Linked DNA regions of Mus musculus: region 2 is linked to region 1. A link is a loop called in an ENCODE intact Hi-C map of the cell type or tissue named here. Cell type or tissue: left cerebral cortex. All regions are shown on one strand.

What was found. Peaks named below come from ENCODE experiments on the same cell type or tissue, not always from the same donor. Only the 100,000 strongest peaks of a DNase experiment are listed, where the experiment ranks them.
Region 2: it touches region 1 in a loop (10-fold over the local background); 10 of 42 quality-filtered maps call a loop at or near these places.

The regions. Positions count from the first base shown.
Region 1 is chr4:3,809,015-3,811,514 of GRCm38, reverse strand. No RefSeq gene overlaps it. Among named protein-coding and RNA genes, the nearest start is that of Gm22781, 14 kb to the right of the region's middle. In left cerebral cortex, a CTCF peak has its summit at 1,086; a DNase peak (open chromatin) is centred at 1,092.
Region 2 is chr4:3,452,636-3,455,135 of GRCm38, reverse strand. No RefSeq gene overlaps it. Among named protein-coding and RNA genes, the nearest start is that of Mir3471-2, 83 kb to the left of the region's middle. In left cerebral cortex, no CTCF peak of the experiment used is centred here; a DNase peak (open chromatin) is centred at 1,559.

The sequences.
Region 1 (2,500 bases):
GAGAGAGAGAGAGAGAGAGAGAGAGAGAGAGAGAGAGACTGACTGGGGGTGAACAACCTCGTGTATCAGTCCTTGTCTTGCACTTTGCTTGACACAGTTTTTAAAAGGTTCTCCACTGTGCACAACAAGCTAGCTTCAGAGATTCTCCTTTCTTTTCCTACATTTTGCTGCAGGAGTGCTGGGATCGAAGCTCAGGAGATCATGCAGAGTCTTAAAGCAAGAATATACCTCTTACCCAGAAATGATGAGAGCAATATCTTTTTAGTCATAAGAGAGTGAGAAGTGGCATTAAAATTAATAGTAAGAGCTTCCCTAGCTCTGCACTGGTCCTACTGGGGATTGGCAGAGCTAGGGCTAGCCATGGACATCACAGGCTGTTATGTGACTTAGTGGCTGTAGACAACACTCCTTATTTCATCTGCTTCTTTCTTTTTAAGCCATGCTTTGAAGAATCATTTAGATTCAGGGAATTATTTGATTTTTTTTTTCACTTTCAAATACTAATCTTCAGTGAATACTGTTTTTCTCTTTTTAGCTATTCTTAATAAAGACATTTATTTTATGATATTAAAGCAAACACAAACACAGGCAGGAACACATGTAGCTGTTGGATTAAAAAGAAATGATAGCTCTAGGTTTTCTTGAACTGACACTTGGAATTGAGATCTGCTGTTTTGTAGAGCCTAAGTTATTTTTACCTTTAAAATAAAAAGTACCTGTTAGGTGTTTTGGCGAGTGTGTGTTTCAGATAAAATATCCTTAATAAACATTGTTTTTGGATTGCATTTCTCGGAGATTGAAAAATAGGCATGTCTGTAGACAGAGATTCTGGAGTGAACTTATAATTATAATCAAGTTGTTTAAATCTAATTCCTCAGGAATCCTTAATAATTGTGAGTGCTCTTTAGAAGGGATATGGGATTTCAACTCCTTGTCCTTTTGTGTTTTTATTATAATTATGAACACACATTTCAAAAGCTGATGGGATTTACAGTGCTATCTTCACACGTACAGATACCTGGTATGAGCCATTTCGGTTTTGAACTAGGACGTAGCCAGAGCCTTTTGTGGGTTATTCATACAACAGGACGCTAGATGGTGCTGTTTCGTGAGGAATTAAGAAGAACTGACTAGTATTTAAAGCCTCCTTCAGAGGTGGGTTTATTGCATTTTCAGAAGTGAGGAAAATACATTTATTTTTGTACTTAGTGAAGGTTTAACTTTCTGAATAATCCCCACAGTTAAAATGAAAATGGTCCCAGTGAATAAGTGGTGTGTTGAGTAGGATTTTGAATAAAGTATGTATGCTTTTCTATGTAGGAACCAACTCATAGGACAAATTGACTTTTGGGTTTTGCTGTTATGTTTAATTTGATTTTGTAGAACAGTTTTAGGTTTTCAGAAAACTGATGAGTGCAGGGATTTCTCACAAAACCTCTACATAGTTTCTACTGTTATTAGATATATATCTATAACCCCAGCTACTCAGAAAGCTGACAGGAGAGTGGTGAGAGAATTCAGCCAGAGAAATTCATATGGCCTTATCTCAGAATAAAATCCAAAATAGTTCAGAAGTAGAGAACTTCCCTAGCATACAAGAGATGTTAGGTTCAACACCTCCCACACCACCCAACACTCACACTCAACTCAGTGGTAAAACATTTGCCTTCCGTGTGCTAAGCCCTGGATTCCATTCCCAGAACTGAAACAGGAGTACACAAATCCTGAATGCATAGCATGAATCTCTATGGGCACTTGCTGTTCTTTGTTGTTAACTTGAATACATCTGAAATTTGTAGGCTTTGATTTTTTTTTTTTTTTTTTTTTTTTTTTTTTTTTTTTTTGGCTTTTCAAGACAGGGTTTCTCTGTGTAGCCCTGGCTGCCCTGGAACTCACTCTGTAGACCAGGCTGGCCTCAAACTCAGAGATTCACCTGCCTCTGCCTCCCAAGTGCTGGCATTAATAGTGTGTGCCACCACTGCCTGGATTCTTTTTTCTTTTTTCATTTTTTTTTAGGGGGGGTTAGGCTTTGATTTTTAAAAACCTACTAAGGGTTCTCAAATGTTTCCACTCCCTTCTAGCCCACTGTTCAAAGGTAGGGGAGAAAAGATGGTAAATAGGACAAGGGGATATGGACCTGTTTAAAAGTAGTTCTTTGAGGTGATTTCAATTTCCATTTGTCAGGTTACGGGCATCCAGTTCAGTAGTGTCAGAATACCAAAAGGAATCAGCAGCAGTGGCGTGATCCGGCAGAAACTGCCAGGCTTCCACCAAGTCTGCATGAGTCAGCAGAATTGACCAGAATCAGCTGGAATGTCAGAAATTCTCTGTTGTGTCTCTATTAATGAATCAAAGATCAGTGAAAATGCAAGACCAATGAAGCGTTGCAAAGAGAGTATGCAAGCTTAATGTCACTCTCCATTGAACCCTATTTATATTTTCTCCAAATATTATGTGTCCCCCACAGGTCTTACCTCAGCAAAACACATGAGTATGCATC
Region 2 (2,500 bases), 360 kb after region 1:
TGGAATCCCAAGGAAGTAAATTCTAATGTCAGTGAAGGAATAGGCTTGCCAGCAAGAGTGAGGCCAAGCAGGCAAAGATCAAACTCTTCCTTTTCCGGTGTCCTTTGTATAGGCTGCCGGCAGTAGGTGTGGGCAAGAATAGAAGTGGATCTTCCACCTCAAAAGATCAAGATTAAAACTGAGTCTTCCTACTTAAATTACTTAAGAAAAAGTCTCTTAGGCTGGCAAGATGGCTCAGTGGTCAGCAGCACTGACTGTTCTTTCAAAAGTCCTGAGTTCAAATCCCAGCAACCACATGGTGGTTCATAACCATCCATAATGAGGTCTGATGCCTTCTTCTGTTGAGTCTGAAGACAGCTTACAGTGTACTTATATATAATAATAATTAAATCTTTGGCCCGGAGTGAGCAGAGACTGAGCTAGCAGAGTTGACCAGAGCAAGTAGAGGTCCCAAAAATTCAATTCCCAACAACCACATGAAGACTCACAACCATTTTTACAGCTATAGTGTACTCATAAAACAAAATAAATAAATCTTTAAAAAAAAAAAGAAAAGGAAAAGAAAAAAAAAAAAGAAAAGAAAGTCTCTTACAGGTATATCCAGCTATTTGGGTTTTAACTAACTTCTGAAGTGGAAGTTTCTGGGTATGTCATGTGACGCTGACACACGTGGTGTTTTGCTGATGCATACTCATGTGTTTTGCTGAGGTAAGACCTGTGGGAGGACACAATATTTGGAGAAAATATAAATAGGACTCAATGGACAGTGACATTAAGTGTGCGTACTATCTTTGCAATGCTTCATTGGTCTTGCATTTTCACTGATCTTTGATTCATTAATAGAGGCACAACAGAGAATTTCTGACATTTCAGTAGATTCTGGTCAATTCTGCTGACTCATGCAGACTTGGTGAAGGCCTGGCAGTTTCTGCTGGATCACGCCACTGCTGCTGATTCCTGTTTGGTATTCTGACATTACTGAACTGGATGCCTGTATCCTGACAAATGGAAATTGGGATCACCTCAAAGAACTACATTTAAACAGGTCCATATCCCCTTGTCCTATTTACCATCTTTTCTCCCCTACCTTTGTACAGTGGGCTAGGAGGGAGTTGAAGTATTTGAGAACTCTTAGTAGGTTTTAAAATAAGTGAAGCCTAACCTCCCCTCCATACCCCCCAAAAAAAGGAAAAAGAAAAACAAAGCCGGGCAGTGGTGGCACACACCCTTAATCCCAGTACTTGGGAGGCAGAAGCAGGTAAATCTCTGAGTTTGAGGCCAGCCTGGTCTACAGAGTGAGTTCCAGGACAGCCAGGGCTACACAGAGAAACCCTGTTGTGAAAATCCAAAATAAATAAATAAATAAATAAATAAATAAATAAATATCAAAGCCTACAAATTTCAGATGTATTCAAGTTAACAACAAAGAACAGCAAGTGCCCATATAGATTCATGCTATGCATTCAGGATTTGTGTACTTCTGTTTCAGTTCTGGGAATGGAATCCAGGGCTTAGCACATGTTAGGCAAATGTTTTACCACTGAGTTGAGTGTGAGTGTTGGGTGGTGTGGGAGGTGTTGAACCTAACATCTCTTGTATGCTAGGGAAGTTCTCTACTCCTGAACTACAGCCCTAGATATTTTGGGTTTTATTTTGAGATAAGGCCATATGAATTTCTCTGGCTGAATTCTCTCACCCCTAGCTGGGGTTATAGATATATATCTAATAACAGTAGAAACTATGTAGAGGTTTTATGAGAAATCCCTGCACTCAACAGTTTTCTGAAAACCTAATACTGTTCTACAAATTCAAATTAAACACAACAGCAAAACCCAAAATTCAATCTGTCCTATGAGTTGGTTCCTACATAGAGAAGCATACATACTTTATTCAAAATCCTACTCAACACACCACTTATTCACTGGGACCATTTTAATTTTAATCGTGGGGCTTATTCAGAAAGTTAAACCTTCACTACGTACAAAAATAAATGTATTTTCCTCACTTCTGAAAATGCAATAAACCCACCTCTGAAGGAGGCTTTAAATACTAGTCAGTTCTTCTTAATTCCTCACGAAACATCACCATCTACTTCCCTTTAGACATAAACTTGGTCCTAGTTCAAATCGAAATAGTGTCTGTACGTGTGACGATACCACTGTAAATCCCATTAGCTTTTGAAACGTGTGTTCATAATTATAATAAAAACAGAAAAGGACAAGGAGTTGAAATCCCATATCCCTTCTAAAGAGCACTCACAATTATTAAGGATTCCTGAGGAATTAGATTTAAACAACTCTATTATAAGTTCACTCCAGGATCTCTGTTTACAGACATGCCTATTTTTCAATCTCCAAGAAATGCAATCCAAAAACAATGTTTATTAAGGATATTTTATCTGAAACACACACTCGCCAAAACACCTAACAGGTACTTTTCATTTTAAAGGTAAAAATAACTTAGGCTCTACAAAACAGCAGATCTCAATTCCAAGCTCAAG